Regions from separate parts of the Mus musculus genome. Here region 1 is linked to region 2. The links are chromatin loops, found by intact Hi-C in ENCODE. Cell type or tissue: gastrocnemius. All regions are shown on one strand.

The links. A loop is a pair of places that touch in the nucleus more often than their neighbours do. Peaks named below come from ENCODE experiments on the same cell type or tissue, not always from the same donor. Only the 100,000 strongest peaks of a DNase experiment are listed, where the experiment ranks them.
Region 1: it touches region 2 in a loop (4-fold over the local background); 3 of 42 quality-filtered maps call a loop at or near these places.

The regions. Positions count from the first base shown.
Region 1 is chr13:59,724,975-59,732,974 of GRCm38, forward strand. Spata31d1d (spermatogenesis associated 31 subfamily D, member 1D) reads right to left here and starts at 6,778. Exons shown (of 4, transcript NM_177711.3): 1 at 6,549-6,778; 2 at 5,807-5,849; 3 at 5,175-5,235; 4 at 951-4,443. The coding sequence starts at 6,746. The coding sequence ends at 1,002. In gastrocnemius, a CTCF peak has its summit at 3,646 (motif pointing left); DNase peaks (open chromatin) are centred at 3,620 and 3,953; H3K4me3 peaks cover 360 bases.
Region 2 is chr13:59,580,496-59,588,495 of GRCm38, forward strand. Naa35 (N(alpha)-acetyltransferase 35, NatC auxiliary subunit) reads left to right here and starts at 4,838. Exons shown (of 23, transcript NM_030153.2): 1 at 4,838-4,964; 2 at 5,658-5,786. The coding sequence starts at 5,663. A230056J06Rik (RIKEN cDNA A230056J06 gene) reads right to left here and starts at 4,728. Exons shown (of 2, transcript NR_045633.1): 1 at 4,630-4,728; 2 at 1-2,735. In gastrocnemius, a CTCF peak has its summit at 4,111; DNase peaks (open chromatin) are centred at 2,478, 4,130 and 4,762; H3K4me3 peaks cover 2,150 bases; H3K27ac peaks cover 2,021 bases.

The sequences.
Region 1 (8,000 bases), 140 kb after region 2:
AGGACTTAGCTTACTAGTGTGTGTTGGTTAACACTAACTAGCCAGGCTGGTGGGGCAAGACAACATGAGTTAGGATAAATGTAGGCTGATGGGTGGGGCAGACCTATGGGTTGCCAAGGTTCCTTAGTAGCCTAGGAGAATATTAGGTAGTTGTGCTGGCTAGTTTTCTATCAACTTGACACAGACTTGAGTCATCTGCGGGGAGGGAACCCCAGTTGATAAAATGCCTCATTTTAAGATTGGGCTTCAGGCAAGCTTGTAGGACATTTTCTTAATTAATGATTGATGGAGGGTCCAGTCCCTCCAACTGATAGGAGGGAGCAGGTGGTCCTGGGTTCTATAAGAAAGCAGGCCGAGCAAGCCAGCAAGCAGCAGCAGCAGCAGCAGCTCTTGAGTTTGCTTCCTTCCCTCAGTGGACGTTAACTTGGGATATGTAAGCCAAATAAGCCTTTCGAGTGGCTTTTGGTCATGATGTTTCATCCTAGCAACACAAACCCAAACAGGCTGAAGAAAATGACTCGGGAAGAGAGCTGTCTCTCTGGGTTGGTTTTCCAGAGTCAAAACCACTCTGAGAGGATGAACTGTTTTTTGCAGGTGACACATCTTAGGGTAAGGAGGCCCTCGCTCTCAAGGATATGAGAGTCAATGAGGGGGAGGTGTGGGCTGCTGCACATCAGCACTAAGGCTGAGCTGAGAGTTAGGAAGCCAGCTGGACCAAAAGTTCTTCTCAAGGCTCATCACATCCATTCCTAACAAGAGCACAGGGAGCCAGGCCACCTCAGAGGCACACAATGAAATTGGTGAGAGCTGAATGAACCCAGCCCTTTCCCTAAACACGAGCCCTGTGTTTTCCTAAAATCCACTCCATGCACAGCACACACACACACGCACACACACACACACACACACACACACACACACGCACGCACACACACACCACACAAAAGACATTACTTTATGAAAACATTTATTGAGGGTGCTGAGTACTGTTAAGAGGTGGATTATTTCTGGGGGACAAAAGCTTTTCCTCTGAAATTCTGAGCCAGAATTTTCTGTTCACATAACCGGGACATGTCGGCCAACATAGTCCCTACAGCAAAGGGGGGTGTCCCCTGAGGAACTTTCCCAGCTCGACTCCACAGGAGATTTTGGCGCAGTTCTGACTCTCTGTGGGACGCGGATGGGCGAGGCTGTAAAGCCTCACATTTCTGGGGCTGTCTGGCCCTTTCTGCCACGCATCTCTTTTGATCAACAAAAGCAGCGGCCTGATTGTGGAACCTGGGACTTGGCACTTTAGAGACCGGTGCTGGGGGGTGGAGCTGGCGTCCCTGGACTGGGTCTGTTGGGACGCAATACTCTCTCTTCGGCTTAGTTTTTACAGGCTTGGTGGGCGGAGATACGGGCACGCGGGGGCGCATGGTATCTGCCGCACCATGCCTGTGCCCCGGTTGCTCCTTGGGGACCTTCCCAAAGTCTCTCAGGGCTTTCTGAGCTACAGTGTTCCCAGGAAAGGTAGCTCTCCCCTTTTGTTCCGGGTCGTGTGCTGGTGACGGTGGGGAAGTGCCCCTTTTCAGGAGTGCTTCCTGTCCTTTGCATTTTCTGTCAGGAGAAAGCCACTGGAAAAAGTGTTTGACCTGCTTCCTGAAGTGATGCTCAGGAGGAGACAGGGCCTTCACGGGCGGTGACGGTGGGATCGGTCTTTTCCCATGATTCCCCGGGGTCGGGCTATCCTGCGCACGGTGAATCTTCCCACTGGGTTGTAACGTCTCAGGCCCTGCAACCCCTTCTATTTTCCACGACCTCTTGGCAGATTGAGGGCTGTCCTTGTTCAGACCCTTGCCTAAGGAGTGAGCAGGCATCTCAGGCTCCTGTGGCTGCACCTGAACTGCATTGGTGAGAGCGCTGGAAGGCATCTGATCATGAATGGGTAAAGGTGTGTGAGTGAGTTTATCTGAGACAGGGAGCATGACTTTTGGGGGCTCTGAAGCTTGGATGGGCTGACGGTTTTCTGATTCGGATTTCTCCTCCCTGGTCACCTGACAACTAAAGTCAGATGCCTGAATGTCCGGGGGACCTGATATTCCTTCCGGGGCTCTTCCAGCTAACTGGGTTCTTTGTGTGCTTGGTGTATTCCCATCTCCATCTTTAGCACTCTTGCACTGGCTGGCTTTCGAGATCTTGGTAGGTCGTGGTTGAAGGCCACCGAGCTGCTCTTTGACTATGTTACTGACCTTGTTGGATACAAATACGTGTTTGTCATCCATCTTTGTCCCTTGAGGCCCCTGGACTATTTTGCTAGAACTTAGGCTCTTACCCACTGGCATGGGGCCAGCCTTAGCCAACATTTTGGGCACATCTGGGCTGGGTTTTTTGGCTTCTGACTCCTTCAGGATGGTGGTGTCTAAGACAACAGATGTCTGCTGCACGCCAGGCACTGTAATTCTGTGTACGCTTTTGGTATCTTCATCCTTGATATCAGAAGGTGACTGTCTCTCAGCCTTTTTTTCTTCCTTGCCCACACATGGCTTAAAATGAAGGGGACGATGCTTTAATCTGGACAGAGTGACAGGGACCTGATCCTCATTGGTTCCATCGATGTGGCTTTTCAAATGTTCTTTCGGAGGAGTTTCAAATTTTTTCCGACATTGGCTTACCTGTGAGGTCTCTGAAGATTGATCTGACAGACTGCCTGAGTGGCCCTGTAGGTTCTCATGGTCAGATGGCAGGCTGTTGTCTAGAGCAGTCTTGGAGTTACTGCAGATATATTTTTGGATAATCTCTAGAGTCTGTTCGTGTGCTTTTACTGTTTTTCTCTCTACAGAAACAGACTTCTCTTGGGGGCTTCCAGATTGGTTCGACACAGTGTTGGGCCAGGCTTTGTTGTCTTTGTGCTTAAAGCCAGAGAGCCCAGAGCTGCTCTTAGATGCTTCTGAAGGGTCAGGATTTGCCCACAGCTGCGACTTATAGATCCCCTGAGGCAGGCCCCAGCGCTGTAGGATGAGCCTCTTTCGAAGGTGCTGCTCGAACATCTTCTGGAACCCGTCAGCCAGGGGGAAGTCTCTAGGAGGAACGGACCTGGGAGTTTGGAGCTTGGAGGACTTTATGGCCAGGGAGAGCTTTGAAGGAAGGAGGGAAAGTTCTTCCTGAGGTTTTTGGACCACAGAGGGTAAAGCCCACTCCCTCTCCGGGTCTTTCGCCATCATGTTGTACTCTAGGTGGTGGATTTCCGATTGCAATAGAGCTTTTGCCTCCTGGGATCTGCGGAAATACACACCGCAAACCCTAACCTGAGATTGAGAGGACGGTGACGGCCCTGGGAGTGTTTGAAGCTGGGAGTGGGGTGTGGCAAGCTGGATGCTCTGGTACTGAGATTGAGTCAAGGTCTGTGATTGTCTCTCAGGCAAGGGCAGAGGTGAGGGGGGAGCCAGGGCCGGGGAGTCTGTGGTCCTGTTGAACCAGATGCACATGGAAGAGCAGTGAGATGACAGTGTAGTGATACAGCTCATGGACTCGCTGTGGAGATAAGGGAGGCCCCAGAAGTGCTGCATGGGCATGGCCTCTAACTGGCCCCCAGAGCTCTGCACTTGAGCAAGCCCCTGCTGAGGATTGAGCTCGCTGAGTATGACTCTGCTGCCCCCTAGGGGAAAGGAGGCTCCTAGGTTCTGCTCAGCAGTTGGTTCTGCTTCTCCTTCCCTGTCCTTCAGTGTAAGAACGTCAGCCTGGCTTTCCTCTTGTCTCTCAAGTATTTTCAGGACTTTCTGGGGCACTGTGAAATGGGGTGAGGCTTGTCCCCGCCAAAAATCTTCAGAAGAGCAGTGGTTGGGTATCTCTTGGTTAACTAAGCATTTTAACTGGGATGGGGAGGAGCTCTGAGCACCAGGCTGCTGCTGGTAGGACACTGGCAAGGCATCACAAGTTGTTGTTGCATGGAGAAACTGGTCACCATGGCTGCCAGCCAAGGAGAGAATGTCTTCCGGTCTTAAAGGCCCTTCTGTTTGCTGAGCTGCAGGATGTGCCACGGAAGGAGACTTGGGAAGTGGGTGAGGTAGGAGGTGATCCAGTGGGAAACCAGTGCTTGTGAGAGTGGGCTCTGGTGGCAGAGAGTCACCCTGTGGTGTGCCCAAAAGGGTGTCTTCCAAGGGGGTGAACGTGCTAGTTGAGAGAATGGAGGGAGGAGGGGGAGAAGGTGCAACTGAAAAAGATGAGAGCTGATATCCCGAAGGGCTTGGGGAGAGGGAAGAAGAGAGAGTGAATGAGGCCTCAGTCACAGAAGCTGTGGAGGCCATGGAAGCCATACTGGATGCAGAGGCAGAGCAGTCTTCTAGGCTGGCCCATGAGAGCAGTCGCCTGACCTTCACTGTGGCTCCATTGCACACATCACAACGGGGATCCTGACAAAGCGCTTGCCGGAAGTAGAAGGGGTCGTAGAGCTGCCCACAGGGGCTGAAGAACACACAAAGTTCAGATCTGTAGTCAGGACCTGGGTTCCAGTTAGCTTTACCTGTCAACTTGACATAACCTAGGCTTTACCTGAGAGAAGAGACTCTGTGGAGGGATTGCCTAGATAAGACAGGCCTGCGGGAAGGTTGTCTTGGCTGTTTGAAGGCCCGGCCCATCCCTAGGCAGATGGTGCTGCCGTGTTTAAGAAAACTAGTTGACTATGAACCTACCTCCACTTGAGCTAGCAAGCAGTACTCCCCACAGTGCTTGGATGTGAAGTAGGTTGCTCACATCCTTGCTTGGAGGCAATGATGTGTACAGTAGCAGTCAGGTCTGCCTTCAAGTTCCTGCCTTGACTTCCCTCAACAAGTGAGCATGGTCTGGATGTGTAGGCTGAAGGAAACCTTTGTTCCTTAAAGTCCCTTTTGGTTAGGGTGTTTTATCACACCGACAGATTCAAAACTAGGACAACCAGCACGCATAAAAAAGAAGGTCTACCAGCCCATTTGGGGTGCGGATACCCGAAGCTTTTGTGCTTATTCCTCTTGCTCTGTCCTTGGCCACCAGGGAGGCTGCAGTCTCACCCCATACCCCCAGTTTATACACTTATTCCTTTGCTCCTTTAGCTATCCCTTCCCATGACAAGAGTAGGCTATGCTAAGTCCCCGGGACACATTGACCTTGGGGTGGGGTTTTGGGGGGACAGGCGGTGAAGGAAAGGCGTTAAGAGTCACCTTTGCACAACAGCTTGCAGCTTCCTCCGCTCCCGAGCTTCTCCATGGAAGTTTCTGAATTCTGGAAGGCAGGGGTATGGGTTGTTTGGAATGAAAGACAAAGATGTGGGCATCGCATCTCTTCTAAGGGAAACACCTGAGCTACTGTAGTCTGATATCAGGAAACAGGAGACGTGGTGACGTCACTGGCAACAGTGCCAGCAACACCTGCTCACCCGTGTTTCTTCACGAGCATCAGTCATCTCAGTCTCCCGTGTTTCTTCATGGACACCCCACACAGGAGCTCCCAAGCTGGGCTTCCTCAGAGATGGCTGAGCATCCAGGTGTGAAGTACACACATGATACTAGGAGTGGGAGCTGGGGCTCCCAAATAACCCGTAGTCCTCCCTAGATGCCTCCTGTGCTCACCGCATGGGCAGCACCTACTGCCCAGGTCAGGTATCATTGCTTCCTGCCTGTGGTGAGCTGAGGGGGGACACAGGGCTCCTCCTCAGTCTTCTCTGAGGGCTCTATTGCCAGGGACAGAGTGTGTGCCTGGTGACGGAATAGCCTCAGATCATGGAACTGGACGCTTATGGAAATGACAGGAAGAAAGAAACTGGGGTGGTAAGACCTTCGAGCTGGGAGCCTACCATTAAATGACGCTCTCCTTTCCCGCTTAGCTCTGCCTTGTTGCTGTGAACAAAAAGAAAACATATTTTTTTTCCTGATGTTTTCCCTAGGATCCCCAAAACGTCCATTAACCAAGAACATTATAATTTCCCATCAAGCGAGTTTAATGCCTATCTTTATTATTATTTACTTTCAAAGGTAATAGAATATTTTCAGGTTTTTCCTTCTTTAGGAAAAACAAAGGAAGATTTTCATCTGCAAGTTTCAGGCTGGGAATATCAAGATGACGTCCTGAGCTGAGCAGCACAGACTCTGGGGCCAGGGCTCTGGTGATGCTGCCCCTGAGACACTTTCAAAGCTCAGGCTCCAGATTCTGCTCAGAGGTCCCTTGTAGCCATAGTTGGAAGGCCAGGAGAAGGGGGCTGAAGGAACATATTGAGGCAGGACTGGGGCCTGGGACCCAATGTCAGCAGACACAGTTCTCTTTTAGAAAGCCTGACGCCTGGAGCCAAGCCATTAAGACCAGGAATGGGTGCTTTACACTGGACATGGACACCCAGGGAGGGAGGCTATAGATCAGATGAAACTAATGCCTTCCATCCCAGGCTTCCTGCTCTAAGTCCGCAGTGCTCTCTCCTCTCCACAGTATCGTAACAGCTCAGGTACTGCGCTCAGACAGCCAAACTCACTGGATAACATGAAAGTAGAAAAAGCGACTACAAAAGAAGAGAGTGCCCCCAGGAAGTCTCCGTACAGCCTTACCTTCCTGACTCCTTGGCTGGTCTGTGTGGGTAAGAAGGGTTTCAGTATCAGGTACCTTAGGAACAAAAACAGCAGCCCAAGTACACTCAGAATGATGCATTTGGGGTAAATGTCCACGAAGATGGAGCCAATGCTCAACCATGATTCCTTAGCGCTAGTTAGAATGGAGCTATTGAGAATGGAGAGAACCTTTTTCATAGTGTGAATCTCAGGGGCTGCCTAAGGCAGCTGAGAGCTGAGGCTGTAAGTGGGCAGGCCTGCATCACAGAGCAGGGAAGAGTCATAGAGCCATTGTGAGGGCGGGGAGGAGGCTAAGCCCTCAGTCCCCGCCCCGCCCCACCCCCACCCCAGCCCCTTCATGCCCCCACCCTGATTTCATCACTTCTACAGGGAACTTTTCCGTTTGCTCCCTCTGTGTCTGGGGCTTCACCACAGGCCTTCACTGTTTGCAGCTCTTGAACTGGACCCACGTAGTTCTCCTGCCTACAAACCCTGACATGGGATCTTCCTTGAAACGTTTGCTGTTGTTTGGTTGGCCTCAACAGGAACACTGTCTTCCCACATATCTTCAGGACCATTTTCCCTCTCACCAAATTAGCTACAAGACGGACTTCCTTTTCCACGTCTTTACTTGTAGAGATCCTGGTAGGCAAGCTGAATAGACATGGGAGAACTTGTGCGAGCTTGAGTAGGCTGGGCACACAAATGCCCAATGACCAACTTTTGTGTTTGAGTCATCTTGCAGTGTCTTCAGTCAGAGGGACAGACTAAAATCGCCAAGCTGTCATAAATTCGGGATATACATAGTGAAAATTTCAAGCCTTCTTTTGAATATGATTACACTGTTTGCTTTTGGTGGCCATGCAGTTGGGAAGCCAGGTCAGGAAGGATTCGGGTTAGTCACAGAATGGGCTGTGTTGGGTGGTATAGGATAGAGAGGGGGACAGTATCAGATAGCAGTCCACCTAGCTGCAGTCTTAGGAAACCCAGCAGGCTGTGTGATCTGTGGATTGTTGGGAGTTAAGTATGCTTTACAGACCTGGATGAGGTAGAGATCCTGGTAAGCAAGCTGAATAGAAACCAGAGAATTCTTGTGAGCAGGGGGAACTGTATACAAACGGATACATTGTATATCTATTTTGGTAGGCAAATGTATATTTGTGGGATGGTCAGGCTGGGTAGAGTTGAGCACCTGGGGATGGAGCAGTCTGGGTAGGAGGGAAGCTGAGGGACGGTGTGTGTCAGATCCTGGAAAAGCAGGTAACTATTGGATGGCGGGGTGAGCTGGCAGGTCAGCAGGAAGTGTATCAGGGTGAGATGAAGACCAGGGATGACAATGATGGTCGGTTACTGTGAACTAAACTGGGTTGGGGAACTGTATTGAATATGGTGAGATAGGAACCAAGGCTTCTGGGAAGACTAGGCTAACAAGTGGAATGGCAGAGTAGGCTA
Region 2 (8,000 bases):
GCTCCCCTGACTTTGATAGCTTACATTTCTGAGACACAGCCCGGGCTGCTGCGGGATTTGCAGGAGAATGTTGGGCCCTCCCTCAAATCAAACGTGTATAAAAGACTAACTAGCTTTGCAGGAAGAGAAGACTATACCTTCCACATTTCCACTCCATTATTTCAGTAGCTGTGAGCTGATTTTGTTGTTGTTTTGTTTCTTGAGACAAGCTCTCTTTAGTCCTAGCTATCCTGAAATTCATGATGTAGACCAGGCTGGCATAGAACTCACAGAGATCTGCCTGCTTCTGTTGCTTTTGTATGTAAGTACTTGTTAGCTAAGTACTATGATAAATTAATAATAAAACTTTGCTAATTATCTTCTTTCTACTTTTTTTTTTTTTTTTTTTTGAGACAGGATTTCATTGTAGGCACTGGTAGGCCTAGAACTCACTACGTAGACTAGGCTGGCCTAGAACTCACTACGGAGACCAGGCTGGCCTAGAACTCACTATGTAGACCAGGCTGGCCTCCAACTTACACAGCTCCTCCTACCTCCTGTGCCTCCTGTGTGCTGGGATTAAAGATGGGCACAGCCCTCTGGCAAGAGTTGATTTTTTTTTTTTTAACTTACAAATTTTGTGTATTGGGAGGAGTATGTGAGTGTGTGTGCAGATCCCATGGAGGCCAGAAGAGGGCATCAGGTACCTTGGAGCTGGACATACAGGTGGCTCTGAGTACCAAAATGAGTAAATCTATTGGCAGAGAAATGTCAAAACATAAAACGCTCTTCGTGATTGGCTACCCTTTTGAAAGTTGAACAGAGTTCTCCATAGATGCAGTCAGATAGGTAAGGATCAGACAGATCTTCCGTATTTAATTTTTAAAAGATAAAATGACCCATTTATAGCTTTGAAAAGTACCTGTGGTGCTTTGAATAGGAGTGGCCCACGTAGACTCATGTATTTGAGTGCTTGGTCCATAAGGAGTGGCATTGTTAGAGTAAGTGTGTCACTAGTGGGTGAGTTTTGAGGTCTCAGAAGCTAAAGTCCAGGCTCAGTGGCTCTTAGCTTTCCTGCTGCCAGTGCATCAAGATGTAGAACTCTCAGTTACTCTCTAACACCACGTCTGTCAGAGCGCCATCGTGCTTCCCACCGTGATAAATGACTAAACCTCTGAACTGTAAGTTATATATTAATATTAGTTAATTTTATTATTTTATTAATTAAATATTAAATTGATTAAATAAAATTAAGAGTTTAACTTTTCAACTCTATATAAGAGTTGAGGTGGTCATGGTGTCACTTCTCAGCAATAGAAATCCTAAGACGGTTCCATATGACAGGCAAACATGAATTTATATGATGAGGAATTTGGAATAGAGGAAGCCTTGAGTGACTATGTGTTGTAGACCTGGACACAGCCATGTAAAGAACTCTAAGATCTCTAGTTCATGGGACATTGGCAAAGCCAAGTCCGTGTATGGGCCAGGATGAAGAGGGGTGACAAAGTTCTCCTCACGAGTCCAGGTGTGATCATCACTGTGTGCAAATACTAATAACTTCAATAGTCCCACAAGTGTTAAATATTCCCGGAATGTGACTAAGTGAAGTACTAAGCCTCACTCTTGTATGGAGCCAAGAAAACCAGATGAGAAGTAATTTACGATGGAGCTGCAAAACACGGAAAAGAGCGATGCATTTTGGGATTTTGCAGTTCATGAAAGTCGGATTCTTACAACTCTGCAAGTGACAGTGCCTGTCCCTTGCTGGACTTGGTCTCAGGATAGGCCTAGGCAGGAGAATCACAAGTTTGAGGCTAGTCCGTCCTACACAGTCAACCCTTGTCTGAAAGTAAAAAGTAAAAAGACGACGGGAGGTGCAGTGAGTGGTGGGCTCTGCACAGGTGAGGCTGTGCCCAATCACAGTACCCCCAATTACAAAGCGTTACAAGTAAGAACACTGGGGATGGAGTATATTTAGACACCATCATAAAGCCAGGTTATCTATTTATCTATTCAATGTGGAGGAGTGAAAATGTTAATCTCTGTAAAAGACACAAGGGCAGAGGGAATGGGAAGAAGTAGACAGTACAGTTGAAAAGATGGGCAGATAGAGGAGCTGGACAATGGCTACTCCAAAAGGATGGGGTCACTTGCAGGACACACCTGCACCACTGCACATTCGAGAACTCACAGAAGCATCTCTAGAGATGAAGGGCAGGGCGAGGCTAAAGCAGGACTCCATGCTTAAGAAGCATACGATCTGACTTCTTCCCGGTTGTGTGGAGTTCCCTTCTGCCCCCGATCAATCCACTGAGAAGACTGTGAAAGGCGAAGCAAGCAGGGGGAGTTGTCAGCAGGGTGCGGCTTGGATAACAAAAGGATAACAAAGTACCCCATGCAAAAGAGTCCAGCAAAATGTCATAAAGGATTTGAGATTTGTCCTCCCTCAAGTCCCAGATTTCTTCTGCTACTCAACGGCTGGCGGCTGGCAGCTGGCAGATTCTGAGAGCAGGACTCGGTTGCAAAGCTCCAGGGACCTTTTGATGCCTACACTAAAGCTGTGCAGTATCCAGTTTGCACAGCCCATCCAGGAGGGCCTTGGGTTAGAGATGCCACCTCTCTGAAACTAAACCAGCTCATGACAAACAGCCCAGATGAATCCAGTGGTGTCAGCATTTGACAAGTCCCTGCAGGGAACACAATGGCTCCATCTACCATTTGAAAGCCAGCAGTCAGGACTTGAGAGACCTTTACTATGAAAGAGACATAAATACAGTCAGCATAGGATAAACAGAGACTCCACAGCCATGGATCTGGCTAAGGAATGAAAAACATCCAGAAAAATATTTTGAACATGCACAGAATAATGGAGTGATCCTTCCCTAAATAATACAGCAAACATTCAGAAGACATTTACATTGTAATAATCAAGTGATCTAGAGGTGAGAAAGTATATACGAGGGAGTTAGGAATTTATCTTAGTGTAGAACTAAGGCTCTAGGTTAAATTGCCAGGGAAACACACACACACACACACACACACACACACACACACACAGAGCTTTTATGTCCTCTCATTTTATTTTATTATTATTTATTTATTTATTTGTTGTTTTTTTTTTTTCGAGACAGGGTTTCTCTGCATAGCCCTGGCTGTCCTGGAACTCACTTTGTAGACCAGGCTGGCCTCGAATTCAGAAATCCTCCTGCCTCTGCCTTCCAAGTGCTGGGATTAAAGGCGTGTGCCACCACTGCCCGGCTTTATTTTATTTTTTTTAAAGATTTATTATATTTATGGGTGCACTGTAACTGTCTTTAGAGACACAAGAAGAGGGCACCAAACCCCTTTACAGATGGTTGTGAGCCACCATATGGTTGCTGGGAATTGAACTCAGGACCTCTGGAAGAGCAATTGGTGCTCTTAAACACTGAGTCATCTCTCAAGCCCATATATCCTCTTATTTTTTAAAAAGATCTATTTATGTGTCTACTTGAGTGTACAGCACCCGTATGCCAGTGCACTTCTGGACCACACTTACAGGTAGCTGTGCTACCTCCAGTGGGTCCTGGGAATGGAACTTAAGTTCTGTGGAAGAACAGGAAGCACTCTTAACCTATGATCCATCTCTACAGCCGCCCCCTCCATGAATCTTTATCAAATTAGTGTTTGTCACGCCCTTATACACAATATTGAACAAATCAGATGAACCCTGTTCACATTTTTCTAGGTTTCTTCTGGAGTCTCAAAAGGTCATTAAACCAGTTTGTGCGATTTCTTTACTCATTCTCCTCTTCTAAGGAGAACTAACTACATGCCTTACGTTTTTAGGGCAATTTAAACGAAAACAAAGTTCTTGTCCTCAGGAAATACACTCCATGGGGGAAACAATTTTTAAAAAATTTAAACAATCAACATGAAGTCCGAGGATACAGCCCAATGACAGATTGCTTGTGTACTCTTACTGAGTGTTAGCTCTCAACCCTGGGACAAATGCTAACGGAGATACCTATTTAACATGTATAGGCGGAACGGAACGTTCTCCTAGAATCCCAGTCTCTACCTGGTAGAAGCTATGGCTGGCATACCCGGCCCCCTTACTCCAGCACAGGGGCTGGGCTGCACTGCCCCCCAGCTGCCTTCGCAGACATTTTGGTTACCTGGTTCTTCTCTTACCCCTTCCCCTGGCCCCTTGGTCTCCCCGCTCTCCTCTCTGCTCTCCTCCCGTGAGCCGGCTCAGGGTCACATTCCCTCTGGACCCTTCTGGATGTCTGACTCTGGCTATGCTCTCCTTCATACCTACACTCAACCTTCTCCTCCACCATACTTAGAAGCAGTCGTGTCCTTTTTAAATATTTTTATTTTTTCATTAATTAAAGGACCTGGGTTCCTTTCCAAACACCACCCACATCCACACCCAATCTACTTTATGTCAGGATTATTAAGATAAAACTAAAACATCTGAGTTTGGAAGAAACGTGCTAGCAAGCTCGATGTAAATGTCTTATTTTTCTTTCCTTTACAAAGTGCTTGCGCGCTGAATGCAAGACATAATAAATAAGGTCAGTTTGCACAACCACAAAACAGCAATACGGCCGGCAGCTGGCCCCTCCCCGGAAGCCCTACCCCTCCCCTTCACCCTTGAGTCACCTTAAAGAGTTTCCCAGGAAGCACTCCAGGCTCCGCCTCTCTCTGGGTTCCGCCCACGGCCGGGTCTCGGCCGGAGGGGAGGAAAATGGTGCATGGTTTCCGGTCTCGCGATGTGCTATAATCCCGCGAGAAGAGAGGATGCGCGCCTACCCGGATGCGGCGGCCTAGGTGAGGGAGGGGGCGTGGTCGGTGCGCGGAGTCCCGAAAGTCGGGAGCCGGGAGCGCGCGCCCAGGGCGTACGCATGCGTGCACGCGGCCGGCGGGGCGGGGCTGCGAGGGGAGGGGGCGGCGGCGGCGACGGTATTGTCGGTGTCGTTATCTCCGTGGCGCGGACGGTGCGTTTTGACGCGGGTGGTCGTGGGAAAGTATCCGGGGTGGCCCAAGTGGGGCCGGTACGACCCCGAAGTCCGCCGTGGCGGATCTCAGGGAGTGGGCACCGGCGGCCGGTTCCTCGCCGCGCCTCGGGTCGGAGCCGAGGGCGCGCGCCGGGAGGCCGGGCTGTGCCCGTGTCGCCCGGGCGACGAGGGCCGCCTGCTGCCGGTTCCCCGCGTGGACCGGTCTCCGCCTCGATCTCGGTCTCAGTGGCGCTCGGCCCGCGGTGGGCCAGGGTCTCTGCGGAGGCGCCTGCAGGGCGAGGCAAGGCCCTGGTCTTGCGAAGCCCGCCAGGTGAAGGATGCTCGGTCGCTGCCGAGCTTTGAGGGTGGCTCTGATTCCCGGAGGCCGGGCTTGACAGCCGGCGTCTCCGGACTTGTAGTCTTGGGCTGGGATGCTTGAAGATCTCTGGAGGGATTGGAAGAAGTTGTGAGTCCTGGCAAGTGCGAATCAGTGCGGGAGCAGCAGCCCGGTTTATGTGAGGTCAGGTTGCTCAAAGCTAGGTGGTTGGGTTTTGTTTGTTTGTTTTTGCAGAATTCAAAGGCGTTCTGCCTGCAGAGTTTTGGAAGTCTTTCACCCAACACTTGGGGCAGTTTTGCAGCTCCTGTGCCTGCCAAAGCTATATTCCCAGCCTCACACCAATGTTCCCTTTGCAGGCATCATGGTTATGAAAGCTACTGTAGACGACGATGCTTCGGGATGGGAGCTCGGGGTCCCGGAAAAAATGGAAAAAAGTAGCACAAGCTGGGTGGACATAACCCAGGATTTTGAAGATGCTTGTCGAGGTGAGTTTTGAATTTGGGGGCTTTTTGGTTCAAAGCCTGGGGCAGGATACATGAGGTTTTCTCAACTTTGACTTAAAAAAAGAAAGAAAGAAAGAATAAGAAAAAAAAGAAAGACAACCTTGTGATTTTTTTTTTTTTTTTTTTTTTACTCAGATTTGTCGTTTTGTTTTTGAGAACGTGTCCTGTAGCCCAGGCTGACAATGTTCTTGTTGTGGAGATGACCTTGAGTTTCCTGCTCCTCTTGGATATTGAGATTACAAGCCTGGAGTATGATGTCAGGCTCAGTGTTGATAACCATACATTACTCTGCTCTTTGCTTTTTTACTTTTGGTCTAAAGCAAATGTATATCGGGTAAAACTTTAAATACGGATGTTGGCGATTTTTTTAAAGAGAGATTTTTCTTTCTGTATTTGTACATATGTGTGAGGGTGCTCACACTTGAGTGCATGTGGATGGCAGAATAAGGCGTTGGATCCCTTGGAGATGGAGTTATAGGCCTTTTCAGGAATCCTGGCTTATGCTGGGGTTTGAACTCTGGTTCTCATGATTGTGTACCAAATGCTCTTTCCGGCTCCTTGACAGTTTTCTCCTAAAGTTTCCTAACTTCAACAGGTTAGATAATCAGTCCGTGATAGCAGTGCCTACCTGTACACACACTTAACTGGGCACAAGAATTTTTGCGTATTTGAGATTTAAAAATGACCGTGTCCTATTGTTCTCTTTAAGATCCTCTGGTGACTTCCCAGGCTTCTCCGGCATGGTTTCCTAAGTTCTGGGCTGTTTCCTCCCATTGCCCTGTCCTTCCCACTCTTATCCCAGTGAATACCAAGGTGCCTTGCCTGGCTCTGTGAACTGTGTTCCCTGCACCTTGAGTTACTTTGTATCAGACCACTGTGTATGGCTTTTGCACATCTTATGTATCTTTCCTGGTGAAGGCTCACAAGGGCACCTGTAAGCAGATAACCTGTAAACAGATAGGCTAAAGGGCATCTTAATTGAGCCACCCTGTTTATCACCAGGATTGTAGGTGTTTGTGCTTTATTTACCCTGATAGGAGCTTGATAGTGGCAGAGATCGTGGGTATAACTGTAGAATATAGAGCTGTGTATGGCACATAGTAGGGCCACAGTGTTTGGTAATAACTAGATTTAGTGGCATGTACTAGTAGTGCCATTAGTAGTCTTAGCTACTTGGGTGTTTGAGTCAGGATCACTTGAAGCTGAGAAGTGCAAGACTGTTGTGAGCGGTGTAGACTTCCCTCTGTAAGAACACTCTTCCCTCCCCAGCAGCAAGTGTTTAGAGTGACACACATGAGTGTGTGCAGTCTAAGGGACAGACTGGAGGACGAGAGGAAGGAGTCAGCAGTGAGAGAGCTTGGACTGAGAGAGGATGGGTTCAAGGCCGGGTACTGAGTAAAGGCATAGGATGAGTGGTGCTGGGGTCGGGAAAGTGAGCCGAGAGACTGGGTAAGGTGGTGCAGATAAGGGAGAGTGGGAAGCTTGGGTGGTTAGGTGTTCCTTCCTGACCCATGTGCTTGCCAGCCAGGTCTTTGGTAGTAACAAGGTGGTTTTGAAGGAGAGGAGTGAAGACTGGGTGCAGCACCAGGTAGAAAGGAAGCCAGCCGGGGCTAGAAACCATGTGCCTTCTGTCCCTTTGATGGTTCAAACTACATGTCCACTTCAAGTTTGTCTCAGTGAGAAAGTAGAAGAACCCTGGACTAAGTCTCCCCTGTAAGTCTACTGCTCTATGTCTACCAGGAGGAGAGCTGTGTTATATGGCAGGTTTTATGCTCAGATGTTGGGGTGACTAAATGGTTCACATCTGTCATTGTGTTCTTTTTTTCTTAAAGTCATCTCTGTTGGACAGCTGGCGTCATGAGCCTTAAGTGGGAAAGGGTGAAGTTGTGTCTTAAAGGAAAAGTCTCATTTCTGTAAGTGAAGGTGAGGACAAGACCCTAGAGTGAGCTAAACTGAATTGCCTTTGTCGACCCTAAATAACTGCCTGGCCACAGAACAGTGTTTAGGTTCAGTGCTGTTGCTTTGTTGGTTTGAGCTTGTTTTTTGGGCAGTGGGAAAGGTTTCGAGCCTGAGATTTCAAGTGTATTTTTCTTGATGTTTATAGTTTACATATAGATAACAAGTTTTCTCATCACATTTTCATATGTACTCATTTTGGTTGATTCTCTTTTATGTCACTTCTCTCCCTCTCTCCCC